2 separate regions of the Mus musculus genome follow, and region 2 is linked to region 1. The links are chromatin loops, found by intact Hi-C in ENCODE. Cell type or tissue: heart. All regions are shown on one strand. Links, peaks and the distances in the headings refer to the core of each region. The heading gives the core; the rest is flanking DNA.

Evidence for each region. A loop is a pair of places that touch in the nucleus more often than their neighbours do. Peaks named below come from ENCODE experiments on the same cell type or tissue, not always from the same donor. Only the 100,000 strongest peaks of a DNase experiment are listed, where the experiment ranks them.
Region 2: it touches region 1 in a loop (3-fold over the local background); 2 of 42 quality-filtered maps call a loop at or near these places.

Annotation. Positions count from the first base shown.
Region 1 is chrX:164,056,911-164,072,787 of GRCm38, forward strand. Siah1b (siah E3 ubiquitin protein ligase 1B) reads right to left here. Exons shown (of 4, transcript NM_001308385.1): 4 at 13,793-15,317. The coding sequence starts at 15,172. The coding sequence ends at 14,324. Among named protein-coding and RNA genes, the nearest start is that of Siah1b, 12 kb to the right of the region's middle. In heart, for the core only: a CTCF peak has its summit at 9,486 (motif pointing left); no DNase peak of the experiment used is centred there.
Region 2 is chrX:163,541,473-163,557,349 of GRCm38, forward strand. Grpr (gastrin releasing peptide receptor) reads right to left here and starts at 8,264. Exons shown (of 3, transcript NM_008177.3): 1 at 7,410-8,264. The coding sequence starts at 7,825. In heart, for the core only: a CTCF peak has its summit at 8,442 (motif pointing left); no DNase peak of the experiment used is centred there; H3K27me3 peaks cover 404 bases.

The DNA of each region.
Region 1 (15,877 bases), core at 5,023-13,022:
ACAAACTCTCCTCCCCAAGTTATGGTTTTTTTTTTTTTTTTTTTGGTGGTGGGTGTTTTGTCATTGTTTTATCATGGCAATAGAAACCAAGGTAGGACAGATAGAGCTTATGTGATTTTATTGTTGTTGTTGCTGTCTGTTTTGCTTGTGTCTTAATCACTGTTCTATTGCTGTGAAGAGACACCATGACCACAGCAACTCTTATAAAGAATAGCGTTTAAGTGGGGTTTGATTAGTTTTAAAGAATTAGTCCACTGTTGTCATGGTAGCATGCAGGCAGACATGGTGCTGGAGAAGTAGCTGAGTTTTATATCCAGATCAGCAGGAAGAAAGAGACTGAAACCCCCATTTCTTCAACAAGGCCACACCTCCTAAACCTTTCAAATAGTGGCACTCCCTGGTGATCATGTATTCAAAGTTATGAGATTATGGGGAGCATTCTCAATCACATCAATTTGTACTCGTTTCTTGAGATAGTCTAAGTATATAGCCCTGGCTAACATGGACTTCACTATGTAGAACAGGCTGCTCTTGAACTCACAAAGTTGTCTGCTTCTGCCTCCCTAGGGTTGGCATTAAAGTCCTGGGCCACCAAGTCAGGCAACATGATTTTGAAAACAAAATTCTGTATCAAGTCATCAATGATAACAACTAGAACTTGGTTTTTGTTTGTTTGTTTGTTTGTTTTTCAAACAAAATTTTAGGTTTCATGATCTGTGGATTGGGGGTTGGATACAGATACACACATGCCACTCTGCCCCTTCACTTAGGTTCCCTAAAGCTAGCTACAATACAGCCATTCAAATGAAGGCATTAACTTGGATGAAAACAACTAAGTAAATTCCAGACTGGACCCGGATTTCCCTAGCTTTGCCCCACCCTGTGACATTATCTCAGCCTTTCCATTATGTCGGCGATCATGCTGCTTTGAAAGGCTGGCTATGAATTCTTTTAAATGTAATTTTATTGTTTTGATTGTGTGTGCCTATGTGTGTGCACACGTGAGGTGAGTGCAGGTACCCATAGAAGAGCGGTATCAGATTCTCCAGGGGCTGGAGTTACTGGTGGTTATGAACCATCTGATATAGGTAGGGGGAGCTGGAGTCAGGTCGTCTGCAAAAAAGCAGTGTGTGCTCTTAACTGTGGAGCCATCTCCAGCCCCTAGCGAAAGGCTCTTACTGATAATGTCCAATGTTTTCTCATCATTTAGCGATAGCACAAGGAATTATGGAGACTGCAACAGGATACACAATGAGCCCTTCTCAGCACATGGTGTATCCATAAGAATGCAACTATGAAGTCAAGAAACAGTTTATTCCCAGGCAAATACAGGTTTCCATTCCCTAGTAAATGAACCCAAGTCACCCAGAACAGCATGTTTATTTTTGAATGCCATGATCTCTCACGGAGGAGGTTACAGGAGCAAAAGTACATGGGTTTATCAAGTATTCTTCAAATGAAAAAGAGAAATCAAAAAGGAAGGACAGGACCACTCCACTTCTAGGTATAGTGGAGAAAAAAATGTACTGTAGATAAAAGGGATAGCATAGCCAGAGGCAGAGACATGTGGGAGAGTCCAGGCTGAAGCTGACCCCTAAGCTGGACCATGTGAGAAGGGGAGGGGAGGGGGAAAGCCGGGAGAGTGAAGGACAAGCCACCTGAGAATTAGAAGGCTTTTGTCCTCTCTGTGTCTTGGGTCTTTCTCCACCATGGCACAATGCTGATTGGGGTGCCTAAGGTACTTTTGGCTTCTCTTGGATCCTTCTCTGAACATGGCTGCCATTATCATGGCAAGCCTCCTGTGTTTCGTCCCATCTGGATCTCTATTGTTAAAAGTCTCCTGAGCTATCTCTAATAGCTATGACCTATTCATTCCTTCCAACCCTTCTAATCTTTGTAACTTTCTGCCAATATCTGGGGCTGTCTGGGGCTGACTGGGCAAGGAAAGCAACATGAATAGCCGACTGTTTCCCTGGGGCATAAGGATCAATGGCTATGAACTTCCAGTAAGTTTCTCAGAGACACGCCAGGAACCCAGCAGGAGAGTGTCCATTTCTCAGAGATTAGTTGACTTTCAAGAAGCTCAACCCATTGCTGCTGATGGGGCCTAGCGATGAGTGTTGAATGCCTCCTTACCTTGGTCAGTGTTGGCATCCCAGTTTGGTAAGGTTGAGGACAATATTCACTTAGATCACCTTTCTGCATTGAACCCCGGGGGCCCTGGGCCCATTGCAGCTAGTTCCTGGCTTGCTATTATCTGGCCCCTTTCCTCAGTAGTGAAAAGGAGACCTAAAAGCTGCTTACAATCAGCTCAGGTGGGATGATAAGAAAACACTTTCTAATAGGCTGATGAGAGCCTGAGGTTTCTCAGAAAAGGGAAGCGTCTCTGGGTCTTCCAGTTATACAAACCACTGGTTGAAAAAAAGGTAAGGTCTGGGTAAGGTCTGTTCCCGGTTGCCTCCTTCCTCCAGAGGGGGTCGAGGGAGAACAGGGGGTTTCTGACTCAGTATTCAGAGGTAAAAGCCAGTCAGGCAGAAGTGAGGGCAAAACCAAATGAAAGCGAGAACAATTGAGATAAATTCTTGGGACCACAGTTGGAGTCCCCTTCAGACACAGTTGGGTCCTGGACTGGCTGAATGTGTGGACTGTAAGAGGCTATAATGGAGAGTGGTGGCTTTTTACTAAGGTTCGTATTCAGCTCTGGCTCACTGACTTTGAGACTAAAACAGAGGAGCTCCTTTAAGGGTACATTCCAGCCATGGAGGAGGGAGAACGGGGGGGGGGGGGGGCAATGTAAGGAAACTGATCAGGGTGGCCAAGATTCCCTGTACCCACCTGCCAGACTCCCTTGGCAGTCTGAGGGTTGAATGATCCTGCATCTGGCCACTCCACATCAAAAGTGGACCATTCTAGCAGAGCTTCTGTGGTGACAATTTAGCCCCATAGTCTGCCTCATGGGACTCCTGAAAGCATTACAGTATGCATCTCAGGGGCAGTCTGGAAAGAGTATCATGTGTCAACAGTCAGAGAAGACTAAACAAACGCAGACATGGCAGATTCCTTTACGCACACACCAGAACCAGCACAGAAGGGCATCTCTTCTGTCCCAGAGACTGGGCCTATAACTGCTTCAATCTCCCCCATGTCTCTCCAAATGTCTGCATTCCAAAACAGAACACAACAACTCACCAACTGGTCTGAGTTTCAGAGCATATTGGCCAGCAATTTATTTTCATTTTGTTTTCAATTTGTAAATTTGTGCTAGTCAAAGTCTGAGCTCCCCAGGCCTCTCAAATCTGCTGTAAGGGCCCAAAAACCGCTGAAGGAAGGCCTCCTTCCCCTACTCAGTATGTGAAAACAAAGAGCATTTATTCTGGAGAAACAACCAGCATGCAGGGGTCAACAGTTCTTTGAAATGGTTATGGTGACCCCCGACAAAGGCACACAGTCCTTATAGGTAACCAGGGGAACTCTCTAGAAGGATTCAGTAATCTAAATTTCATTGGTGGGTGCTAGGGGTCACAGGTGGCCAGTGGTCTGCATTCCTATGTCATGAATGTTTAATCATATGAAATAGGGCTGTCCAGCACAGATGGCCCATTCTGAGATAAGATATTTCCCCATTTTTGTGGTTATCCCTAGGCTATTCTTTGAGAGAGAGTATTATGATCTTATTCTGGATTTTATGGATTCTTCCTAGAGCTGGTGTCTTATGACTTAGTTTCTGGGACTTACGGTCTGTTCCTGAAGCTGTACCTTATGGATTTTTAAAAAAATCAGTCCTGGTCCTTAAATGGAGACAATGGAGGTTTACCTTTCACTGCAAGAATGCTCATTCCTGTCCAGGGCTATATGCTCCCAGGCCTCTTATGAGGCCAATTCCCTACTAGCAACCTTAAATTTGTGGCAGCAGTGGTCTTGGGCTCTCTGGGCTTCCAATTCCACCTCAGGCTTGCTCTCACTTGGGAATCATCCCAATTCCTGTCCCTGAGTCTGGGTCCTCCAGGGATCTTGTTGGAGCATCCAAAAATGTTACAAAGTTTGATACACCAGGAAATAAACCACAGATTCAATTTAAATTGTAATTAGCTGAATTGATTAAAACCTGCTAGCAAGGTAACAAAAGCCAAATCAAAGGTGTGTTGTCCAGCAGGGGCTAAGGGAAGGGTTTTTAAAGGTGGAGACCACAATTCTCTTGCTTCTGTGGAATCAATCTGCAGCCGAGAATCGTCTTCAATCCCCTCAGCTATGTGAAGAGCTGCCTCGCTCCCCCTGTACATAGCACTAAGTGGGTTTAGAGAAGCTGAAGCTGCCTCGCTTCCCTGTACATAGCAATAAGTGGGTTTAGAGAAGCTGAAGCAAGCAGTTTATTATCTTACAACAGGTACACCATTCTGGGAAAGGTACAGGTTTCTAGGAACTCGACTTTCAGGAACTTAGGGCAGAGGCCAAGGCTATTCAGAGGGCACCTGATAGAGAATGGAATCTTCCTAGATATCACAATTTATAGGTGGTAATACCCTAAACCAAGTCTTTAAAAAAAAAGAGATTTATTTATTTATTCATTTTATGTATGTGAGTGCACTGTCTATCTTTAGACACACTAGCAGAGGACATCGGATCCCGGATCCCATTACAGATGGTTGTGAACCACATATGGTTGCTGGGAAATGAACTCTGAACCTCTCGATGAGCACCACAGAGCCATCTCTCCAGCCCCTAAACCAAGTCTTTAGGGTGGAGGCAGGATATACTGTATTCCAAGGATACCTGGCTACTCCCACAAGTCCACACATAAGCCAAATCTCTACCCCTAGCAAAACTTGCCAACATGTGGAACTAACAGCTTTCACCCGAGCACTCACTGATGTGTTTATAAAAAGAAAAATAGAGCGAGAGAGAATATGTTCTATGGTGGGGGGTGAGGGGTGGGGGGGAGGGGTGTCTTGGCGGGCCATGCCAAGGCATCCCTTCCCCCTGAGGGACCAGCCACAGGATGGTATAGCATAGAATAGTTTATTCAGGGCATGGGGAGGGGAATTAAGAGGGTAGTAGAGACAAGAAAGAGAGAGGGGGGAAGGAGAAGAGTAGAGAAATAGAGATGACCATGAGCATGGGGGGGGATAGGGAAGGGGTGAGGGGGAAAGGAGCAAGAAGGGGAGAACAAGAAGAGCAAGACAGAAGCAACAGAGGGAGGAGGCTGTAAGCAGCCCCTTTTCTAGTGGGCCGGGCCTACCTGGCTGTTGCTAGGTAACTGTAGGGTGGAGCATATCTGGCTGTTGCCAGGTAACTGTGGGGTGGAGTTTAAACAGAATGTTAACATTCACACTTGCTTCCAACCTCATGGTCGGTATATATGTATATGTATATGTGTATATATATATATATATATATATATATATATATATACACACATACATACACACACATATATACATACATATATATATACTCCAAATACATTTACAATATAATACACTCCAACATCTTAATCTGGAGAGAAAGGGGCTCCGTGATGCAAAAGCGAACACCAATTATTAACTGCCTTTTGTTACAGGAACTCCTTGAAGCTGTCTCCTCCCCACCCAAGTGGACATCTTCTCTATAGTGGACATCAAGAAGACAAGTAATATCTCTCTTCTTGACAACCACGCCAATCAACTGGCTCCACAGACCACCTTGTCATATCCAGATCAAGCCCTAACACCAAAAACACCATCTGTAAAAGTAACTTTGATTCAGTTACAGTAATTGGAGGCTTCCTGCCTGTCTGCTAACCTTAGGGCTAGTCCTGGAAGCTTTTAGCCTCGGTACAATCTAATCTAGGCCTAGAATGCTTTCAGTCTCTAAGACTTACTGCTGAATAAGCTTACCCTTTCTAGCTCTTTCTGAACTCCAGCTGGCTGGTCAACTCGCCTGTTCTGGCTCAAAACTCCTCTCCACAGCAACGGATTCAATCTGGCTTGTCTCTTTCAGCTTCTCCTGACTTGCTCTGCTTGGCCTCACTAACTCTCGGAATCTAATCTTCTACCTCGTGCTGATTCTCTGGCTCGTTCTGTCTTTACCCATATCTAGTTCTTTCTCTCTGAAACCTGTCGTGTACAACTGTCCCAGGAAAACTGCTGCCCTTCCTTCTGTCTCCACACCTCTTAAGTAGCCTCTCTTGTTTCTGATCCCCTCCCTTCCAGATACTCTGGATATCCCAGAGCACATCCCAATTTCTGCTGTTCCTGGAAGCACTCAAGGACGATCTTTTGCAGATCGCAGTCCATTCTAGACCGTTTCATCTCTTCTGGGGACCAGTGGTATCCTTTGGCTATAAGAAGTGCTCCAATCCTCCCACAAACAGATATCTTTCTTCCCTTCAATATCAAGTTGCCCTTTCAATTGCTTTTCCAGCTCAAGCCTGTAGCCTCCTTTAGTTTCTGAGCCCTGAGATGTTGTATTTGAGGCTACTGCCCTCACATACACACCATTTGATTCCAGACTATGAATTAGGACATCAATTCAATAGTGTTGAGATCTCTGGTACTGGGAAGATGGGTGTCACGGGATCTAAAACAAAAAAATTATTCAAATTGGTCTGCACTTGCTATGTCCAGTTTTTTTGGAAGCTGTGCCCTCCCACCCTCCCTTCACCGCAGAGAGCTAAGGGCTCCAGGTGCCACATAGGCCCTCCCTCCTCCACGTCCCATTCCCACCTCCAGCTTGTCCTTGTGTGGCCCAGGTGGTAGCGGCAGCACCACCAGCAGCTTTGAAGGCAAAAAATGATAGTGAACAACTAGCTTGCTCATTTTAAATCACCCACCTCACTGACAGGAGCACACTGGGCAAACAGATTGTGACTGGTTGCCATCTTGACTTTGGGATAAAGATGGCCGAATTGTGGCTTCACCATTATCTTTCTTAAGGGCAACAACATGAGCAGGGAAGCAGGTCTCCAAACGATACTTTAAAATTGAGGTAAGGTTTTTGGTTCTAGTTTTATAAAAGGTATTATAATTGAAAAATACAGGTAGATAGCCAGTAACCTTATAAATGATCATATCCTTTAATGTGTACAGAATTATATTTAAAGTCATGTTGAGAAGTGATGCAGTTAAGTTTTATTTCGCTTCCTGCTTTGTTGGCTAGATGTACAATTTGGAACAGATAACTAGAAACAGACATAGATTGTCTATCCCACAGGTGTTCTGGCCCAGCCTCACAGACTGCTTCAACTAGGCCTACACCCTCCTTCCCTAAAATGGTTCCACAACCTGGACAGCAGTGACACAACCAGCTCTTCCTGGATTGGCTGACATTCCACCTTTTTGCCCCCACCCTAAAATGCACCCTAATGTCAGCAAGAAGTAGTCGTGGACAATTACAACATCCCTTATTCATTTATGGCCAGCAAAAGGCTGGGATGTTTGGTTTCAGACCTTGGACAAGTCACTGAGGTGCATATTTAACAGACCAAAGCAGTCTTGGCTTCCAGGTTTTCCCCGCATCCCTCAGTCCCTACCTGGCATACCCTGCAACCAACCTTCAACTTTCCAGCCCAGCGGCTGGGCTGCCCTTTCCCCCAGAGGCTCCTCCCTATATAATCCATTTTGCGCTCTCTCATGCTCTCTCTCATATTCTCCCTCCCTCCTTCCTTCCTTCTCCTCAGCTCCCTCTGTGCCCACCTTTTCTTTCTCTTCTCCCTTCCTACCTCCCCATGGTGACTCCCCTGGCCTTGATCCTTGGGGTCAGTAAAGTCACCCAAGAGCAGCTTCCCAATAAACCTGCCTTTAATATCATCTAATCTGGCTTGAATTGGCTCATTTCACCAGAGGCAGAGAAATAAGCTATCACAGAGTTCCTGTGTATCAGATATTTACATTACAATTCATAACAGTAACAAAATTAAAGTTTTGAAGTAGCAACAAAATACTGTTCTGGCTGGGGATAAGCACAACGCGAGGAACTGTATGGAAGGCTCACAGCACTAGGACAGTTGAGAACCCTGCTCTAACGAGACAGCAGGGCCCTGCTATCAGACTCATCTTTCTTTTTTACCTCAGAGAATTTGAACCCTTTCGGGTAAGGAGTTCACAGGAAGCTGACATCCAAGACAAAACACAAAAGGCTTGCACTTCGACACCTAGGCATAAAGAATTTGGCAAGGAATATAATGAGGGATTTGGCAAGGGTATAATGGGGATTGTACCCTGGTGTGCCACACACACACACACACACACACACACACACACACACACACACACACAAAACAACCGAGGGCTGGAGAGATGGCTCAGTGGTTAAGAGCACTGACTGTTCTTCCAGAGGACCTGAGTTCAACTCCCAGCAACCACATGGTGGCTCACAACCATCTGTAATGGGATCCGATGCCCTCTTCTGGTGTGTCTTTAGACTGCAACAACACACTCACATGAAATAAAAAAATAAATCTTTTAAAAAAAGGACTTTTTTCTTTTTAAAACTGGAGGGAGTGATATCATCAGGACTCCATTTTCCTCAGCCCAGACTTTAAAAAACAACAACAACAACAACTTGTTTCCAGTAACAGAGAACAGAAGCAAGCTGGAGTTCTGCTCCCTCCCATCGAGTGGTGGACTAGATAACCCACCTTGGACCTAATTAGCCCATGTTCTAGCCTTTGTCTCCTGGCTGCCGGTAAATCTTAAGAAGGCCATAGGCAGAGCAGGACAGAAATTAAACAGGTAGGTAACAGAATAGACTACAAAGTATGCATTGATATGCAAAATAAACAAAGCCTGTAAGACTCGATTATCACCAGGGTTCACAGGCAAACTAATCCTTCACACTTGGGCTCTACCTTCTTTCTTTTCCTTATTAGTATGTTAATAGGACTTCAGGATGACCCTGGGGCTCCAAAACTGCAGTAGAGTCAGAATAAATCTTTCTAAGGAGAACAAAGGACTGTAAGCAGAAGTTTTCTACCTAGTACCCTAAAAAACCCAAGATCTGAGGGTCCCTGGGAAAATGGGGAGTGCTTCCCTATGAGGCCTGTGTTCTCTGAGCCTAGAGTTGGATAAAATTAGCAACCCCAAATTTCTGTCTTCGAGTTTATAAAGGCACTTAAAAGAAGCCAACAACTCAACATTTGTCCAAACTACAAAAAAAAAAAAAAAAAAAATCATCTCTCTATCAATTTCTGTTTGCTGGTTTCGTTTGAAATTCAGGTAAACTAAGATGAAGGGCTTATGGACCTAAGTGCCTGGGAAGGCTATTTCCACAAAAATAGGAATCTGTTTATTCTCATTCACCTTCACAGAAAAGACAGTTCCCCCCGATTGCTAAAAATAGAAATTCAAAACATATATTCATTTTTCTTTCCAGGTATGTGTGTACTGGGAGGTGGGGGTGGGGACAAGTGTCAAAGCAACAATGACAGGGAACTCTTAGAAAAGTCAAGGCCAGTGAGTCTGCCCTTGATGGTCATACTATCACAAGGTGCGGCAGTGCCATCTAGTGGTCAAGTGGCAGAGATGCTCTCAATACCCCTAAGCAGTGGTTCTCAACTTAGGAATGCTGCAATACAGGGGGAAATAATAAAAAGCTCATGACTTGTTCCTCATGCTGGGGTGAGCCCAAAGCACAGTTATTTTGTTGCTACTTTATAACTGTAATTTTGCTGATGTTATGAGTCATAATTTAAGTATTTGATATGCTACTCCTAGGAAAGGGTGACCTGCGAAGGGGTCATGACCCACAAGTTGAGAACCACTGCCCTAGAGTATATGTGTCTTCCCACAATTTTCCAGCCTAAAATTTTGAGTGCTACAGTTGAGAAATCCCATCCTATGAAAACTTAGGTCTTTTATTTTGGTTTATAAAGTTGTATTATACGATTATAGATGGGGACAAATGGCAAAGGCAGAGCTACTGACTAGCAGAAGCCTGTCACAGAAAATGGGGTCGCATTTTTGAGCTGTTGTTAGTCTAGGGGCAGCATGTTCATGGTGCAAAGGGGAAGTGACTTCACAGAAAAAGTACCAGGGAAAGCACTCCCAGGCTTTTAGCCAGTATCCAAAAAAAGAGAAAGAAAGGGAAACATACTTTTTGAGTTGGAACTTGGCAAAGTAGGCACAGGAATGCTTGATAAGCAGCTTCTGAAACCAGGATGCTTTTTATTACTCCCCTGTACAGCACACTTTTCTTCTTTCTTTGGAGATACCTGAAGCCCATGTTCTTTGGAAAGCTTTGTATTTCAGAAACCAACTAGGACACAAATGTTTAAATGGCACACTATTTTAATAGTATAATCTGATCAGAATGGAAGTGTTTCTGGAAATTCCTTAAATGGCTCTAATTCTTTGAGACAGGGTCTGTCTGTATCCCAGGCTGGCATCAAACTCTAAACACCTCACAGCCTCTTTAGTGCCACTAGAGCCAGCTGGTTTTGTTTTAAGGATATCTGTCAAAGAGGCCATACATCTTCCCCTCTGGCATATTAAGTGACTGCCACAGAAGTCATCTTTTTCAAAGCCAATGAATAAAGTCTTTGTTAAAACTGGGAAAGAAAGGGAATAGTCAAGAACTCCCTGTTTAAGCAATCCATAATGGCTTACCACTTGAAGAAATGGAAATTGAGCTGGGTAGTGGAACACTGGGAGGCAGAGGCAGATGGATCTCTGAGTTCAAGGCCAGCCTAGTATACAAAGCAAGTTCCAGGACAGTCAGGGCTACACAAAGAAACAGTCTTGAAAACAACGACGACACTGGAAGGAAGAAAAAAAGGAAAAGAGGGAGGGAGGGAGGAGGGAAGGGAGGAAAAAAGGGAAACTATCTATTTTCTCTCACACACACTCACCAGCTAGAGACCAGGGCCTACCCTTTCAACTGGCCTCTTCTGGCCATATGTTCCTATCATGTTTAGCCTTTGGCTTACAAATTCAGTTTCATCTGTATTTTCTTTCCCCATATTCACCTCCTCTTTGACTAACTAAGATACTGACTAGAAGACTTCCTCACCAACTTCTTGGTTGATCCAGAGTCAATCCCAAAGATGGGAAGACAAAGACCACAGATCCAAATCATCATGACCAAATCAACTAAAGCAAGACTTTTCATTCATCTACACAGGGCTGCTCCCCCTAAGGCAGGGTTCTGGAGGTCAGCATTGGATGTGAGGAACACAAGACTTATTTTATAGCTCAGGAATAGAAGATTTTCAAATGGTGGATTTGGCAGGCAAAATAGGCAGATTTACAGGAGCAGAACATAAGGATAACAAGTTAGCCCTTCCTGAAACAAAGACATGGCCTCAACGTGAGCAGAACAAGGTAGTTATAGGTGGTCATCTAACCCTTTGGAACAAAGGCAGGGCTGCAAGATGGTTACCAACAACTTTATGAAACAGAGGAGTGATCATCATTCCTGGAACAGGCAGGCAGAACCTTTTGTAGTCAAGGTTTCAGGTGGGGCACAGCCTAATCCTTGAGAAACAGAGGTTTAATCATGAACAGGAGTGAACCTAGTTTGTCTTCACTATAAGATGGCTTTTAAGCTTAAGGTGGAGGCAGCCTGGCTCTTCATTAGCTTTTTGCCATTGGCTTGTCTGTCTTTCTGTCTTCTCTCTCTCTCTCTTTCTTCCTAATTGTTTTAAGTGAGTACACAGTTGCTGTCTTCAGACACACCAGAAAAGGGTATCAGATCCCATTACAGATGGCTGTGAGCCATCATATGGATGCTGGGATTTGAACTCAGGATCTTTGGAAGAGCAGTCAGTACTCTTAACCACTAAGTCATCTCTCCAGCCCTGGCTTGTTTTTCTAAAAAGAAAAAAAACTTTCATCCCCTCCTTCCTTCTCTTCCTCTACTTAAATAAAAAGCAGTCTGAAATAATCTCCTGATATGTTCATTTTCCTTCAATGTAGGATATTGTCTAACCAAGGATTTTTCATATTGGTGGAAAAAGGAGAGCATTTTTATTAGTCATGGAGTGAGCAAAAAAACCCTGTCAGTAATACCTTTTCTCTAGTCTGAAAAGCAAACACACCCCAACCTGTAGATTGACTGAATGGCATGAGATGAAGAGCATCACTAGAGACATTTGATTGTCCTTTAGTTCCCATTACCACAATGATCACTACATTACTTCTTCCTCTCGTTGCCCAGGACAGCCAATCTAGCTCAGGCCTCTAGATCCCAGCCAGCCAATGAAACTTCCATTGTCACTCTTCTAAATCTGTGTCCTGACTCTCAGCAGATTCCTGAAATTACCCAGTTGGACTGTTGTACTAAAGTCCAACTTCTCTCACCCCCTTTCTCCCTTCCTTCTTAAGCTCTGCTTTCTTCCTGCTGTTTCCTTCGGTCAGTCCAAAGCACGGGGTGCTAGAACAGAACACACCCACCGGGCTATGAAGAAAACTTAGAAGTGATTCTTAAACTGACTACATATTAAAGAGGTCAACATCCTAACTATACAGGCTTACATTAAATACATTTCCAGGCATCATGGTGCATATCTTTAACCCAGCATTCAGAAGGCAGTGGCAAGAAAATCTGTATGAGTTCCAAGCTAGCTCAAGCTATACAGAAAGAACCTGGTTCAAAAAAAAAAAAAATCAAACAATGAAGTTACCAAAATGATTTTCCTTTCGCCTTTTCTAACCTATTAGAAAACTGAGAATGACCATTGTGGCTCACTCCCACCTGCCTGACAGCTCTCTAGCCTGTCTTTTTCATGAGGAAAAGCACAGCACCAAAGACCTTCTTAGTAGGCTTTGACCTTAAGCCAGGGTACAAACAATGGAGTACGCAGGCTCTCATTAAGGCTTTACCAACACTCGCAGAAGCACAAGTCTCCTTGCTGGACTGTCAGGGCTATGGGGAAAACTCTGCCGATGAACTGACTAATCAGTGGAATCACATGGCACTGCTGCCACAGGGAATAAAGCCTGCATTTCCTGTGCTAGCTCCAGGGCTTCCTGTTAGTCCCCAGGAGCCGCAGACGGCCTGAAAATAAAGAAATTCTTAATTCAGCCATTGCTTCTCAAGGTTATTGGAAGGTTTTTTTTTTTTTTTTAATTGCCAGATAATCTTTTAATGAGAATTATAAAAGATCAAAAACACTTTTTGCAAACTGCCTTTTTAAAAAAACAAATGATTTACTTTAATTACAAATACTGTGTATGACGCTGCACTCTTTTGCAAAAACAATAAATACAAGAGCCAATTCAAACATGTGATTTGCCCGGGATATTTGAAGAGAGGAAAAGCCTGACTTTTTAAAATTTATATAAATCAGAGTTTACTCCCTAACCTACCCTGCACTCGCTTCAGCCTTGACAGCTGCTCTGCTACCTTTCCTTTTTGCAATTCCTATTTTCACAAAAGGGCTAAATTAAAAATAGTTCTAGCCGGGCGTGGTGGCACACGCCTTTAATCCCAGCACTTGGGAGGCAGAGGCAGGCGGATTTCTGAGTTCGAGGCCAGCCTGGTCTACAAAGTGAGTTCCAGGACAGCCAGAGCTATACTGAGAAACCCTGTCTCGAAAAACCAAAAAAAAAAAAAAAAAATAGTTCTAGCCAGGCGTGGTGGCGCACGCCTTTAATCTCAGCACTCGGGAGTCAGAGACAGGCGGATTTCTGAGATCAAGGCCAGCCTGGTCTACAAAGTGAGTTCCAGGACAGCCAGGGATACACAGAGACAAAAAGAGTTCTAATAAATTGATTGAAGGAAAAGAAAGTATGTACTGAACACAAACTTTTGACATTAAGCAATTATGAATATCAAAAAGACACTAACTTAAAAGGTACAAAAGTGAGAAAAACCTGAATGACAGAAAAGTCAAATTTATTTAATGAAAAACTAGAATAAAAATTATCAAATACACACACATCAAAAACCAAAAGCAAACCAAACCAAAACCACAGCAGCACTATGTGTTGACTCACAAGGGGAAAACAGTGGGCTATGACACGTAGATGGCTTGTTAAAGGAAAACCAAGCACACACGTGCACGCATGTGTGCAGGCACACCCCCACCCCGAAAAATTGTCAACAATACAATCAATCTACAACAAATACAAAGTTCAGAAATATTTTACAACGTTTCCTTTCTTAATACAAAAGATGCCCATCTTGAGTATATATGGTTTTTCAGTGGTTTACTGTTGAATTATTTTTAAATCTATTAGTGTTACTACATGCAACTGTTTCCTGTATTAACAGCTTTTCTTTTTCTTTACCTTCATGTCTAGCTTCTACCTACCAGGAATGTTTTAGGTTGGCAGGCAGATGGGTGGCTTATTCTCTGTGAAGTCAAATGCAAATTTTAAACACTGGCCAGAAATATTTGATTGCCGTTTCAACACATGGAAATAGTTACATTGATGCCTAGATTACCATTTTCTGCAAAAAGCTGTGCAATGCTGGTGTCAAACACTAGGCAATCACTATTCATAATGGCTGTTGCAATCCCCTCATGAATAGATCGAGGAGTCGCTTCCCAAGTTAATCGGCGCCTATGACCATTTAGCTCAAGTCGATAGGCAAAATTTTCAGCTTGTTTGCGTGTTCCTATCAGTTGTACAATTGCAAAGAACTGCTGATGACCATCATATTTTTCCTGTTTCTCCAAGACTAACATGAAATGAAAGCCAAAACAAGACTGCATCATCACCCAGTCAACAGCACCAGGAAGGTTGATGTCTGTAGCAAGGAAAACTATGTCTTCTCCTTGCAGGGTGGTAATGGACTTGTGCTGATGCATCAGGTGGGGCATGACAGCATCCAAGGAGCCTTGCCATTTACAGGAAGCACCAGGGCAGGGGCAGGAGTAAGGCCTGAACTCACACAGCTCCTCGTGCTCTGCCTTTTTGGTGTGTGGCAGAGTTATTTCACATCCAGAAGCGGAATATTTACAGGGGAAGAGTACTGAGTTGGCCACTTTCTCCATAGCCAAGTTGCGAATGGATCCCAATGGGCCCCGGCAGGTGGGACAACATGTAAGTTTGGGGCGACAGTTGCTACAAACAAGATGGCCACTCTGACACTGAAGAATAGGTGGCAACACATAGTCAAAGCAGACAGGACACTCAAAAAGACTCGCCAAGTCATTGTTGGATGCAGTTGTGTCAGTCAAGGCAGGTACCCTCTGGGATGGTGGACACTTTGAGGTGCCAGTGGATAATGCTGTAGCAGCCTGACGGCTCATCTCTGTGGATGGAGAGCGTACCCTGACCAGGTTGCTAGCTGCTGCTGCTGCCGCTGCCGCCGCTGCCGCTGCTGCCGCTGCCACCGCCGCCACCGCTGCCCCTCCTAGTCGCACGGAGACCTATGGGACACCCTGGGCCGCCACCCTAGAGAACACCAGTTATTGGAAGGTTAATGAAAGAGCACTCCATCCTCCATCAGAATTCTTCCTAAAGACTTCATAAAACAAGCCTGTTATTACTACTGCTCTCCAAGTCTGATGGCCTTCCAAATTAATTGGAAAACTGGGAGAACTTAGTAATGCAGTCATAACACCAAATTTTCTTTGAAGATGGAAATGTATGATATAAATATAGCAAGGAGTAGGCACAGTTATAAATGTTTAATGAAATTAAAATTTACTTGTAAATAACAAGTGACTTGTGGCTACATTTCAGAGACTCACACTCTATCTGTTTGGTTTTGCTGGGGATACTGTTTCATAGCTATACAGCCCAGAATGTCTTGAAGTCCTGCCTTGACCTCCCTAGGGTCCCAGGTGTGAGCCCTGCTTCACTTCTTTCTAAAGGTACAGGGACCATAAGCATTACCAATCACTGGAGTAACATTACATTTCTACCATTCCCATTCTAGCTCATATGTGTCATAGCTCATTAATAGCAAAGGACAGTTTATCTCCCCACAGTTTAGGACCTTATGCCTCATT
Region 2 (15,877 bases), core at 4,058-12,057, 520 kb before region 1:
CTATAATCTTTTTAACATCTATCATCTTTTAAACATCTATCTATCTATCTATCTATCTATCTATCTATCTATCTATCTATCTATCTATCTATCTATCTATCTATTTTTTAACATGAGCCACAGTGTAATAGTTTGTCTTTCTCCCATTCTCTCCCCTTCCCTGCCCCACTACCCTGTCTGGTTTTCCCTTCTCAGTAAATTGTAATGAACTTTCAGGTTTCTGGGTGTCTCACACACATTTTTTTCTTTCTTGCCATGTCACTATGCAGCAGTGGGACCCTCACAACCTGCTGGTATTTCTTGGATGCCACATCCTCCAGAATAATGAGCTAAATACATTCTTATCTTTTATAATTTATTCAGTCTGTACTATTTCTATTGTAACAAGAGAGAAACAAGATAAAGCCAATAGTTTTCTAAAATGTTATAATTCTAAAAGTTTATATACACTAGGCCTAATAATGAGCTGTGAAATTGGATGGAAACCTTTTTTTTAAAAAACATTTTTATTTACTTTACATCCTAATTGCTGCTCTTTCCTGGCTCCCCATCCCCAAAATCCATCTCTTCTCCCCTTCTCTTTTTCCTCTGAGAGGTTGGAGGTCCTCTCTGGGTATCCCCCACCATAGCACATCAAGTCTCTGCAGGATTAGGTGGATCCTCTCCCACTGAGGCCAGACAAGGGATCTTGCCAAATGAGTCATCTCCTCAAGCCTCTAGACTCCTGCGTGCCTTATAAATATACAGTGTGACATAACAAAACAAATGAACAAGGAAAGTTGGGGAACCTATTCCACAGTCAGGCTACAGCTTTGAGGATAGTCCCCACTACAGTTGTTCAGGACTCACATGAAGTCCAATCTGCACATCTGCTACATATGTGCAGGAGAGCTAGGTCTTTTGTTGGTGGCTCAATAACTAAGAGCCCCCAAAGGTCCAGGTTAGTTGACTCTCTTGGTCTTCCTGTGGAGTTCCGATCCCCTTCTGGGCCCAATGAAGAGTTTTCTAACCTCTAGTAAAAAGCTAGATTTTAATTAACCATGATAAAACAGAGCCATATTCGTCTACGTTTTTTTACAAACAAAACAAACAAACAAACAAACAAACAAAAAACCTTTCTCCTCATTTTAGTGTCAACTTTTCATTTTTCAAGAAAATGGTAAGCCATTGATGGTATCCTTTTATTTTTTGAGAATTTCACACGAGTATTATATTTATCTCATTTCCATCCCTTCATCTCCCACTCCAACTCCTCCAACTTTCCCCCCAATTCTTTTCTGATCCATGACCTCTTCTTCTAGAGATATAATTTACACACAAAATACTTATGTATATATAAATATAGCCTGTGGGATCAATTTGTTACTCTTCTTTTTTTTAGGTATTTTCTTCATTTACATTTCCAGTGCTATCCCAAAAGTCCCCCATACCCTCCCACCCACTCCCCTACCCACCCACTCCCACTTCTTGGCCCTGGCGTTCCCCTGTACTGAGGCATATAAAGTTTGCACGACCAAAGAGCCTCTCTTCCCAATGATGGCCGACTAGACCATCTTCTGATACATATGCAGCTAGAGACATAAGCTCTGGGAGTACTGGTTAGTTCATATTGTTGTTCCACCTATAGGGTTGCAGACCCCTTTAGCTCCTTGGGTACTTTCTCTAGCTCCTCCATTGGGGGCCCTGTGTTCCATCCAATAGCTGACTGTGAGCATCCACTTTTGTGTTTGCCAGGCACTGGCATCGCTTCACAAGAGACAGCTCTATCAGGGTCCTTGTTACTCTTATACATGTGTTTAATGCTGACAACTTGGGAATGGATAAGCTACAAGGGAATTTATCCCTGAGGAAGACTGATTGTAATTTCTTATAGAAATGACTTATCAGTCTGGGAGTGTGGGTCAGCTGTAGAGTGTATGTTTAGCATGAATACATGCATATGACCTTCAGCTCAATCTCCAGAACTTTTAAAAAAGGCAAAGCGAAAAAAAATATGTCCAAATGATGGATATTTTAAGAGGAGACAGATGAGGATAGAGCCAAAAGAGTTAGGAAAACAGGCAAGGTAAAGAAGAGTCAGGAAGCTAGTTTGTAGGTATTATGGTACTTTCCTGAATTTTATGATAACTATTTTATGATTAAAGCCATTTAATTTGTAACTCATTTGATTATGATTTTAAATATTTGTTTATCTGCCTTCTGTCCAAACTTTTGTTTGGTTTTTCTTTTGAAAAGCACTCGTCGGTTTCCACAGAATCTAGCTCTTGTCATCTGTGGCTGGAACCATTGTGCTAGTGTTACTCTGTGAATCATCAGAGGAAATGAACATGATTTGTAGATCATAATCAAGTATTCTCAGTTCATCCGGCATGAGCCATCTGAATGTATTCACTCCTTTATTCTTTCATGCATATTTCATTTCATCTGTTCAGCAAGGATATCTTGAGCACTCGGTAAATACTATGAACTGGTCTAGTATCGGAGAATATATTAATGACTGAGATAGATTCCCACTTTGTAGGTGTGTGTGCACACGTGAGCAGAGGCCAGAAGTTGACATTGATGGCTCTTTATCTTATATTTTGAAACAGGGTCTATCACTGAACTCAGAAGTTGACAATTGAGGTTCAGTGGCTAGCTAGCAAGCTCCTGATATCTTCTATCTCTGCTTCCTTTGTGCTGAGATAACAGGTATGTTCTGGAGGTGAAACTCAGCTCTTCAGGATAGTAAGTCAAACACTTTGCAGAAAAGTCATTTCTCCAAGCCTCTAGACTCCTGCATGTCTTATAAATATACAGCATGACATAACAAAACAAATGAATAAGGACTGTCTTGAGAAAATAATCATAGATTGTATGTACCCATGAGGACTGAAGACATATATCCATACTAAAACTGTAAATGATAAATTATGCCTGATCTATTCATCATCATCCCAAGTGGAAAACGGTCCTACTGATCATGAACTGGAGGACAGATAAACAAACCAGGACACACCAATGATGTGACTACTACACAGCAAAATAGGAGTGAGTTATATAAGCATAACATGCAATACGGTGTGTTAAAAGGAACCAGGTTGTATGTTACATATTCATGGGGCATCCTGGAAAAGATCAAGGTCTCCAGAAGCTGAGGTGGAGGGAGGGGTACACTAAAAAGGGACCAGAAAGAAATCGGATGAGTGATAGAAATGACATTTGGGCTGTGTTGGTGAAGGTGATGCAGTTCGGGGGTGGGGGTGTCAAAGTGTCCCCCTAAGCACATATGCAACTTACCTTCCAATGAACCTAAAGAAAGAACCTGGTTGATAGGATCTCCCATTTTCTCAGACTGAGTGGCCAAAGAAAGTCTCTTAGAGGAGGAGACCACTGTGCCAAAGAAACCTCTTGGATGTCCCTTTGTGCTTTTACTTGGAGGTAAAAAAGAGGAGAACTTTCGTTTTATGCTGAAAGCCTGAGTTTTAATTAAAGGAGACTTTATGCAACCACACACACCAGGAAGATTTATAAGTGCAAGAATGTAAATTTAGTCTATTTTTAAAGGATGTTATTGACAGGCACAGTTCAAAAGACCTCACCAGGGAGCCCTTCGTGAGACACTGCGTGTTTCATGATGAAGCTTGAGCTTTTTTTTTCCCATCATGCATATTAAGTTGCCAGAATGATCCTTAATTAATCACATGAAAGCCTGACACTTGAAAAACTAATGTGTGAGAGACATGGAAGTTCTTCATTACCCTCGTCTCCTCTGCCAAGGCATTCAGGTTGAGAGCAATCCTGGCTGGGAAAGCCCACTTCCACACACCTGGCCTCTGCTCATTCCCAGAAGCTGCTGGCAGCACTTCTGGGTCACTGTGGCTGTGGGCAGACACAAGGTGTATTTCCTTCCAGGGTGGCAGCATATGCCTCTGAAAAACCAAACTAGATAGAACCTGGGATCTGGCAGCCCAAACTCCTCTAATAGGGATTTTATAGGAGGATGCTCTATGGGGAACTAAATTGAGTCTTCTTTTGTGAGAAAGAGACCAATCTCATCAGAATCCAGAAAGCTAGGCATAGTAGCCTAAGAACCATTGAAGTGACCAGGGAAGGACCCCTTCCAAATCCATATGCCCTGGGTCACTCAGCCACCATCTTTTAAAACAGCCCGATTTTGAGTCTGGGGCTCCCTGTCATGAGAAGGGAAATGGAATCAGACTGTATTTTGAATGGGGCCATGTAATAACATGTATGAGGACAGCGGTGTGTGTATGAGGACAGAGAGTGCAAGTGGAAAGAGAAGACAGGAACTAAAATTGAAGGTACTTGAATGTGACCCTGAAATTGGTAAACTGGCGATCCCATGGTTCCAGTCAAAATCCTTGAAAGTGCCCTTTTGGGATGGTGAGAGTGGTATATATTTTTCTAGAAAAATGTTCTTTTCTTAGTGACACTCAACCTTACCTGTGGATACAGGGGGCTGCAGGAGAGTGACTGAGATAAACATTGGCTTTGCTAAAAACCTACGATGGTTGGGCATTCATGTTAACAGTTGTGAGCCCCACTCACATGTTGGAAACCTTGTTAAAGTAGTTTAGGGTGGAGCCTAGGCTTCTGTTTCTGTTCCCTTTTAGTTCTGATGGTCATCCACGCTGGGCAGTTTGGGTCACCCTTTTTTACCAAGTTACCAAGTATAGAGGCTCACATGAAAACTAGCAATATGTACTAAATATGTGAACTAATAACTTAAGCATTTCAGATTTGAACATACACCTAAAAGAAATAAAATTCTTATGTCAGCCAAAAGATACAAAGTTCCAGTCCTAACCAAGAAGCTCTCTGTCCTTGATAGCTACTGAGAGAGGGGAAATCAGTTTTCTTCAATGGAGTGACTCTCGGTATCAACCACTCCAGGGCAGGACTCCTGCTCAGAAACAGTTGTCCAATACAAAATGGACCCCATGTTAGCTTGTTTATTTTTGTCTGCTTTTGCTTTTTGTTTGTTCATTTTCTAAAGAGCGAAGAACGTAGTGGGTAAGGTTGAGATAGGATCAGAGAGGAGCTGGGGATGAGTAAAGAATATTGTCAAGATACATTGTAGGAATTTCTAAACAGCAAACAAACAGAAACAAAATCCAGAAAGAAATACATCAGTATTCATCAGGATAACTGGAAGTCTTTTCCTCCAATGGGACCCTGCACACAATCGAAAAACCACTCCTAAACGTGCTAACATGGATGAGAATCCCAGAAATACACCAAGCATGAGAAGACAAACTCAAAGTTCTATTCACTGTATGTTTGTATGTTCAAGAATTTCAATAGGTAATGTCAGGTAACAGTTGCCTTTCTTTAGGAATATTAAATGGAAATGGGCAAGGCATTGGGACTCCTTCATATCCTCAATATTATAATCACGTGGTTACATAGACATTATGTAAAAATGATGAGCTGTTAACTTACTCTTTTTACTATGTTCATAGATGACACATTGTTAAGTATAGAATCCACAGTTACATTGCCAAGCCCATAAAGCTGTTGTAAGAATCTTGTAGCTTTTCAACATAAGATAAATAGAAAAGTACAAGTTTTGTATTATCGAACTGGTCAGGCATCTATTCTCATTGAAGCTAGTGTGATGCACCTGTCATTCCAGTGATCCATCAGCCCTTGCCAGGCAAGGCCAATTACAAAAAGTTAGTGAGGACACACTGCAGCTGCAGTGGCATTCAACTCAGCTTTGCACAGAGCTGTTCCTGACTGCTGATGGCAAGCTCAGTCTGGTCTGAAACTCCAGGAAGAGGGTCCCTGCAGCTGCAGTTTTCCATTTCATGCCCTCCCTTTCCATGCTGTTCGCCTCCCCGAGGAGACAGTAAACACCATCTGGACCACTGCATTCACCAGCCCGGAAACCCAAATCTCTTCTTCCTATCAAGAAAATTATGCTCAGCCTGACGTGCCCTCCACCAGTGGGAACCAACCTTAGAGCTTTTGCCAGCCCTGAAGTTTGCTGGCCCTGAGTGAACACAGAAAGTGTCTGTGGTCATTAGTACCTTAAAGGTAAATAGGCAGGGTGCAAGCAAGATGAGGGTGTGTGGAGAAACCCTGTCTGGTCCACACGATAACCTCATTTCTGGACCATTACTTTTCAGGCTCTGAGAATATCATCAGTGCTGAGCAGTGTACTTTAAATAGCTTAAGTTAAACACATGGCCACAAATACTGATAACACTGGCTTTATTTGTCCATTACTTGTGAAGGCCAGCTCACCTGAGGACGCTTTGTTCTTTTATAGCAGGAGACTCAAGCACCACAAGTAGTAAAGGAGAGGCCCTCTACTTCAGATTCTAAACTTTACAGAATTGCAGCTATACTTTTTCCAGTATACACTCTGGTCCTATGTATTTTTAACATACACCATATAGTTGACTTAAAGATAACAATGTATAACCTCTGGTCCAATAAACCTGGGTTTTTTTTTCTTAATTTAGAAATTTAGCTAGATACTAGATACAACATATTGTATCTAGTAGTCTAATCATTTCTGTGTTCATTCTTCAGAACATAAGATACAATCAACAACATGTGTGAATATCCTTCACATATATCTTTACTTGCCTGTTCAAGCATGAGTTTTCTTTTTCTTTTTAACATGGTAGATATAGATATTTGACAAATACAGGTTTGAAATATATATATATGTGTGTGTGTATAATCACATGTGTGTTTTCCAGATGTGCATTTTTCAGAATAACAGAAGACACTCAGCCTCACCAAGATACAAAGATATTGTACATAGAAGGACAGTCAACCTTGAACTCGCTTAGCTGGGCAAAAGGGAGCAAACATATTTAAAGTCATTGAAGGGAGACTTGGAAAAATTCACACACAACTGTTCTGTTCAGTCATACCTAAAAATGAACTGTAAGAAAAGTTAAGACTGTCCAAGGAAGACAAAATTCAGAGAAATGGAGCCTTTGTTGTTGTTGTTGTTCTTTCTCAAAGGAGATTTTACAGAGGGTCAGTGGGAACTTCTCTATTTTCTGAAGGATTCTGAATTGCTTCTAAAAAACACTAGCCTGAGGTTGAAACTGTAGGGTAGGATTGTCCTTCTCACTGTTCAATTAATTTTTCAGAGAAGGAGAAGACAGGGAAAGGCAATGATTTTTCTTCAGAAAAAAAATGCCCCTCAGTCTCAGGCTTAGAGATTTAATTCTCATTTGTCTCCTCGGGTCTCCACCATTCTCTCATTTTTCTTTTCTTAAACTAATATGCCAAACTCCAGAAGTAATTTTCAGAACAAAACCATGCCTGGAAGGGATTGTGAGTTTGAGTAAAAGTTCCCTTTAGGGTAGACAGCTCTCTCATGTGATTCACTGAGTGGTCCGCCACCCCAAGAGAGGATATAACTTCCAATGAGTACTTACCTGTCAGCTGACAGTGCCGTAAGTGTGAAGACAGACACCCCCACTGAAGTAAGTTGTATAAAGGGGATCAGTTTGCAGCCAATTCTGCCAAATAGCCACCTGTCAGCCAGGTACTTGCTGGCATCCACAGGGGCGCATGTCACCAGCAGCAGCAGGTCTCCCAAAGCCAGGCTAGAGATGAACAGGTTTGGCACGTTTCGCATGGACTTGACCGTGCAGAAGATCTTGATGAGCGTGATGTTGCCAATAAGACCTATCACGATGATAAGCCCATAAACTGCAGGGATGACATAGATGAAGCCCGGGTGAAACCAGTTGTCCATCTTGGGGGGACTCAGACTTTGATTGAAGGTGTCGTTGCAGGACAGGAAAGGGTCCACGTCCAAGTTCAGGTGGGAACAATTATTTGGAGCCATCTCAAAGCTTCTCTCTTCAAATGCGCCTTCAAGATGCTGCTTTGTAACTTCTGGGTTTTTCAGTTAGGCGCTGAAGGTTTGTCAGTTAGGCTCGCTGATCTGTGTGAGCCTCTTGATCTCTCTTTAAAACACTCTGAATTCACACACACACACACACACACACACACACACACACACACACACTGGTATTCCAAACTCTAGCTCAGTTTGTTGATGTTGGTTCTGTCCCAGCCTTCACACCACCAGCAAGCAATACATCTGTACATTCACTAAGTTAACAAGCAACAGAAACTCAGCCTGAAGAAAAGCTTAGAATTAAGCCCACTTTGTCTCAGCTCTTCCTACCTCCATCCTAGACTGAGTCTCTCTGGCTGCAGTTTACTAAGAACTTTTGGATTGCTATTTTCACACAGCATTTCCCGTCTTCCCTGATTTGTAGAACCTGAAGGTTTAAAGTGGGTAGAAAAAAACTGCACCAAGAAAGCCTCCAATCCTATAGGCAGGATGCTTTGGACGTCACTGGCTTCCCTAGCAAACGGCAGCTCTCCTGAGCTGCCGCTCTGAAGTGGAGCCAGGACCATGTATAGACAGCGAATGCCAGCCCCCTGCTGGACGCTTCAATCACTGCCCAGCTGCCTGCTTTCTTCAAATGAGAATCAGGCAGCAGATCACAACTCCTAAGTGGCTTAATAGATAGATACCTTTGCCTTTTCATTTAAGCTGGGAGCACCTAATAGCAGGCATTTAATAAATGCTGTTCGCTGCAAAGTCTGGGAATATCTCTGATACTATCTCCATGAGTTCAGATGTGACTCAGGACCCTCCTGTTTCTAATCTTTACTAATGTATTAAAATGGGACATCTAGGTCTGTGTGTGAGCTGTCCCAGTTAGTTCCCTCGGAATAGGGACTGCTACGGAGAACTGCATGCACGGACTCACACCTTAAACCTACAGCAACAGACTTCAGGAAAACCAGAAGTACGGTGCACATGTGCTCTTTCTTGAAAACTTCCCAAGCCTCTGACTATGGAGCCAGCTGCAGGCTCAGCACACATAGATCAATGGATGATCTTTTTCAAACCAAATTTAAAGCGCATTATTTTCTTTTGATCTAAAAATCATATGAGCTGGCTTTTTGGTGTAGCTTTTTGCATTTTTGGCAAGCTGTCAATTTCCTCCGAAGTATACAACGGTTGTAGATTCTCTCAAGAAACAGGAAACAAGAGACAGAGGGGGTGGGGAGCTAGTGAAAGAAATGAGTTATGGTCAAAGGAGTGCTGAGAAATACTCTATTAAAATGCTATCAGAATGAGACTTGACCTTTTGCTAGCACTAACAAGTACATCATAAGGCTATACCTTTATGGTATCTATTGAGCCGGTCCTTTTTGATATGTGTCAGAAAGCTAGTTAATAACAGACAGTGCTAGGGAAAGGCTCATATTTCAGGACCCATAATAAATAAAGAAAACTGCTTGATACCATGTCAGGGCCCACCCAGAAAGCTTCCAAAGGCATTGCCATGTACCTTTGCAGCATTTGATGGCCAGGTGACTGTGGTGCCCTTTTGGTAACATGAAAGAGTCCTTGTAGGCAGCAGTCAGAAGATTGATGATGCTACATGCTTGCAGGTAGAAGGGTTTCTTAGTGGAGTCCAGCACTGCCAGGATTGAGCCAATAAACATGAGTCTAGTGGTGTCAATCAGTTGCTAGAAGTACAACTTATTGATACAGGACATGAGCTTCAGTCCTGACAGACCCACCCATTTATTACCTTGGCACATTGCTTGGGCACACATCTTCAGGTTCAAGTTCTTTATTTGTAGAGCAGGGATAATTTATGAAATTCAATAAAAAACCATCCCTGGTAAGACTGTATAGTATTTATTCCATTTGATTAATTTTAGCTACTTACCACTATTACCATGATCACCATTTGGGGATTGAAGGGAAAAGATTTGCTTGGGAACAGCTCAGAAGACTGATTGATCTCAAATCAATAGACAGGAGTTCCACACACACCAGTGAATCATCAATTCCTCTGTTTACTTAAGAGGAATGTATAGCTGCCATGTACTACATATGTAAGAAGCTAGAGAGCGGCACTGATTGAGGTGATCACACGTTAGATCCATTCCCTTTCTAGAATGAAGTTTACTGCCTCCACCCCCGCCCCCCCAAAGAAAATGTAACACCTGACATTGAAGATTTCCTAGGTGCGGGCTAGGGCTTTTGAACAGAGAAAACGCAGCACATGCTTCGTGGCACAAAGGAAGCAGGGTAGCATTGAGCAAGAGAAACACTATAAGCCCCTTTATAAAGGTCACCCAAATTAGCAGAAACAGGGTGCAGAGAGTACAACATGAAACACAGCTGGAGGCAAATTGGATGAGACAGTGCTGAATCCCTTGTTGTTGCTATGAAGTTCTGCCTCTAGAGTCTGGGTACACAAAGAGGACCTGTGGGCATTATATCTCCCCATCTGTTCATCCGTGTGCTGAGTCAGTCTTGCTTCTTAAGTCCAATTAGGCTACTAGTGTTTCTTCCCATGTATGTTAAGCAGATGTGGACAGGTGTTGATTTATCAAAGCTGCCATTAGCATTGTGCCTTCTACAGCCATATAGAAATGTTCTAATGGTAGTTTAAAAGTGAATGTATATTGAGGCTTGACATCTACTATTAGCTATATTAATATATATATATACATATATATATATATATCACTAAGATAAATTAGTTACAGTGACTGTGTCCAGAACAAAGAGAGATAGAGCGAGGGTAAGGGAGGAGTAGAGAAGGAAAGGAGGGAGAGAGAGGAGGGAGAGAGAGAAACAGAGACAGAGAGAGACCAAAATAAAATTAAGGACATTGGATCCATTGGGGAAGATTTTTATTTAAGATTTCAGGCTGGCATTAGCCTATAAGACACAAATCTTAAAAAAAAAAAAAAGAGCTATGCTGGGGCCTAGCAAACACAGAAGTGGATGCTCACAGTCAACTATTGGATGGATCACAGGGCCCCCAATGGAGGAGCTAGAGAAAGTACCCAAGGAGCTAAAGGGGTCTGCAACCCTATAGGTGGAACAACAAATATGAACTAACCAGTACCCCCCGGAGCTCGTGTCTCTAGCTGCATATGTATCAGAAGTTGGCCTAGTCAGCCATCATTGGAAAGAGAGGCCCATCGGTCTTGCAAACTTTATATGCCTCAGTACAGGGGAACGCCAGGGCCAAGAAGTGGGAGTGGGTGGGTAGGGGAGTGGGTGGGAGGGTATGGGGGACTTTTGGGATAGCATTGGAAATGTAAATGAAGAAAATACCTAATAAAAAAAAAGAAAAAAAGAAAAGAAAAGGTGGTCCTAGAAAGATGGTTCAGAGGTTAAGAGTGTATACTACTCTTCAAAAGGACCTGGTTTCAGTTCCCAGCAGCCACATCCCACAAACTCCAGCTCTAAGGGCAATCCAATGTCTCTGGCCTCTCCAAGTATCTGCACTGACAAACATGTACCCACACAGAGATATACACATATACATAATTGACAAAAATATGCTCTTAAATTAGCAAGATTGTCAGGGGTGCTTCATAAAAATACAACTTCTGAGGTCCTACCCTATATTACTAACTTTAAATCTTCAATGACAGGACCCAGAACCCAATTATGATTCTTTCTCATTAGGTCTCTAGGGGATACACTGGGGGCTAACGAGGCAAACAGCATAGGCTATAGGGATCATGTCAGCATGACAGTCCATGTTCTGCCCCTTCTGATGAGGGAGGAAGGAAAGGAACATGTATAAGAATTTAGATTACTGCTATGGGTTCATGTTACCCAAGAGTAAATCCTTAAGCAAGCAGCATGGCCTCAGGATTTACTAGAAATATAGAATCATGGGCAAGTGGTGTTGCTCAACCTGTAGAGGCATTTGCTTAGGCCTAGCAACCGGACTTCAAACCGTGAACCCCACAAGGTGGCAGGAGAGAACTGACTCCAGAGAGTTGTCCTCTGACCTCCATGCTGTGTGGCATGTAATGCCTGTTCATGCTCACACACATACAAAATTAAGTAAATAAAAACAACGTTAGAAAGGCAGAATCCTAGGCACTACTCTAGTCCTAATAAGTTGCATTTAGAAGAACTAATCTTCGCTGTAACAAGATGTCCAGGAAAGTCATATGCAAGTTAAAAGTGTACGATACAGGAACATTGTAGGCATCAAGAATGTCTGGGAACAATGGTTAAAAAGGCAGAATAGGAATAGGAAACTAGGTATATGGGGATAGGAGAGACTAGAAGCTCATGCTCAGTCTGAAACCAGCAACTGGACCACCTCAAATTTAACTAAGAACCACTGCAGCCTTGCAGCTCAGTGTGGTAATGTGAGTCTGTAGTCCTAATACATAGGAGTCTTAGGCAGGAGGATCAAGAGTTCCAGACTACACAACAAATAGACAAGAAAGTAAACTACTGCACCGGGGCTTCTTCATATCCCTGATAATGGTTGAGAGTTGTTCCAGTGTCTTATGCTACGTCAGTATACCCAGGGGCAGGACTCTAATCTCAAAGATCCACCTGCCTCTACCTTCTGAGTTCTGATAATCACAGTCTGTGCCAGTTCACCCATAAGGATGGTGATTTCTTTTCCTTTCTTTTAGGGATATCACTCTGAGAATAAAAAATCAAGGACATGATGGAAGTTACTCCAGAGGGAAATTCTGAGCCTACTCTTGTGTGCAAACTGAATTCACTATAGGAACAAAGGAGTCACTGGAAATGAGAGATGAAGACAGAGAGGTAAGTAATGAAGAGAACTGAGAGCCAGAATGCCGAATGCCAAATAGTCCAAAGATAGGATGAAAGAGTCAGGAGTAGAGTGACATTCAGCTTTGATGCCAAGGTGATGTGCTGAGGGTTGGTGGGCACTGGACATGGTTTCCATGTGAGACCTGTGACAACAGAAGGGAGGAGCTGTGTAGAGGACTGCAGTAACTCTTGCTTGAAAAGAATCAGAGATGTCAAATTTTAGTGCTGCAGCAGGAACAGACAAGGCAGATGAGTCTATCCAGATCCTGCAATGCTGGGATTGTTTCAAGTTCCCTTTTCTGTTCTCAATACTCTTGACTTTTCATGGGCCGAGAAACTTCCGTGGAAGATGAGGGGTGTGTTCTCAAAGAGTCAAGTGTCAGTTTGAGCCCTACAAAGATGCAGAAACAGATGCCGATGGTCAGAGAAAGCCTGAAGAGGAAAACCACATTCTTAACCCACCTCAAAGTTAAAGGAATGTCCAATGTTGTGGCTTTTAAGTCTACCTGTTCTTGTTACGTGTGATGGATGACCTTGATTGTTGACTTGATGGGCTCAGTATCACCTTGGATTTTTGTGATTGGGTTCATTGATATGGGAAGGCCCACCCTAAGTGTGGGCAGTCGTAGTCTATGGGAAGGGTCCTGAAATGAATATAAAGAAGGCGAGGTAATCACAAGAATTCATGGCTCTCATTTCCTGACTGTTGATGCTGTGTGCCCAGCTGCCTCAAGCTACTCAAACTGTAACTTCTCCATCATGCTGGACTGTTCCTGGGAACCATGAGTCAAAATGAATGCTTCCTTTCCTAAGCTAGTTTTGTCAGGGATTTAGTCATAGCAATAAGACAAGCAACATGGAATGTGTCTACTTAGGAAAACAGGATTAATTTTCTTTCTGTGGGATATAAGCTGTACACAGTTTCTTGATTCTAACAAGTGAAATGATGAAGCAGGCAACTTCATCACAACTCCCAACACTAGAGGGTAAATAAACCATCACAGCATCTTGTTTGGGGATCATTTGCTCTGGAGGAAAGCAGCCGCCATGTCATGAGGACACTTGCTATGGCTTGAATGTGAACTGTCCTCCCACAGTTCCATACATTTGAACACTTGGTCAGAGATGGTGATGCTTTGGGGCGGCAGTCATGGATCCTTTGGAACATGGGGCCTTGCTGGATGATGTAGTCTGACAATGGAGGGCCTTGAAGGACATTCTGCCTTTAATTATTATCTACCAAGATGCAACAAGCTGATACAAGGTCCCATAGCCTCAGACTAAGCTGCCATGCATCCCCCAGTCATGATGGAAGGTACCCTCTAAACCGTAAGCCCAAATAAGCCTCTCTCCCACGCAGACATTTTGTCACAAGTGCTAACAAAGTAACTAATACAACATTCAAATAGCCTTATTGATAGGCCTACTTGATGAAGAACTGATATAGCTCTGTGTCATTTTAGGTGTGGGACCCTCTAGAGCAGTGCTTTTCAATGCTGCAAATGCCATGACAACTCTTTAATGCCATTACTCATTTTGTGGTGATCCATAACTAAAAAGTTATTTTCATTGCTATTTCATAATTGCAATTTTACTACTGATATGAGTCATAATGTAAATATCTGGTAGGCAGATGGTCTTAGGTAACCTTTGTAAAAAGTCCTTTAACCCCCAAAGGGGTCATAACTCATAGGTTGAGAAACACTGATCTAGAGCCAAAGATTTGGCTGATATGTGACTGCAGCTTCATGACAGTCCCTGATTCAGGACCTCACAACCCAGGCCACTTCCAAATTCCTGACCACCAGAGACTGAGTTAATAAATGTTTGTTACTGTTAAACCACTGGTTGATGGTAATTTATTACATAACAATGGAAAACACTTAGCCAGTACAATGGATGGACTAGAGGAAGAAAGATAAACCATTAAAAGAAGAAGAAAAAAAAAAAAGAAACAAAGGACCACAAGAGGCAAGTGCTGTAAACCCAAGTTGAATCTTGAGTATTTAGACAGGGTGTTCATTGACGTAAAAATCTGGTCAAGTCTGAAGAACTTTTGCAAGCTATTATCCATTTGTTTTCCAAGAACAGCAAAGTTTCTTATCTGGGTAAGATATATGTATTTTGAAGATAGTTAAAATGAGCTGAACTTAGCTACTCAGCCACCATATATCTGGAAATTAGACAATTTATATGCCATCTCTATATCTGCTCAGTGAGCTTGCGCAAGTCAAATCAATTCAATGAACATTATTTGTTACTGAAGTGTTCTGTGCTGTGGCTTTCCATCTGTGAAATACAGGGACATTTTCTCCTTGCCTTTGCCCCAGGACAACATGAGGCATCAGTCCCAACCAGTAACAGTATGCATGCAAGAGAAGTACCATTCTAAGATCAACCATTTCTTCCCAGTCTTTTTCGCCTCCCCCATGAAGAATGCTAAATGCCCTGAAAGGCATCATTGAGTTATTTCTGCCTATCCATAATAGATGTCTGGACTAACTTTAGATTTACAGAAAAGTTGCAAAGGCAGGGCAAAGATTGAAAATGTATCTATCACCCAACTCCTCATAGTGTTAACATCTTACAAAACTAAGAGATTCGTATTGGTACAATACTATTGCACAAACTATACACTTTAATCAGACTTCTGGTCCTTCTACTGTCATCTTCAATTTCAGGGTCCAATCCAAGATGCTCTGTGGTAGTTAATCATTATGATCCTTTAGGCCAGTGGTATATCTGTGACAGTTTCTCAGACTTTCCTTGTCCCCCACCCCCACCCCATGTGTGCTCATAATTAATGATTGAACCCAGTTTTTCCTTTAAATTATTTTTCAACAGATTGACCTTGAATTCACTCTCTAGCTCATATAGACCTCAAATGTGTGATCCTCCTGCCTCATCCTCCTGAGTATCTGGCATTTCAGATCTGTACTAGCAGACCTAGTTTGATCTTAACACCCTTTTAAGGAGTATGGTTCAAGTATTTTGTAGACTATCCTTCAATTTTGGTTTTCCTAACACTTCATTATTATTAGACTTGGGAGATGAATTCTGGAGGGAAAAAAGCCATCAAAATCTTTGCTTCTATAACCAAGGAGCATCATTGATGGCACAGAAGAGGAGGAGAAGGAGGAGGAGGAGGAGGAAGAGTAGGAAGAAGAAGAAGAGGAGGAGGAGGAGGAGGAGTTTGTTTTCTGTGTCCCAAAATTATGAAAGGAACCTTTAAGACTAAATTCAACGTGT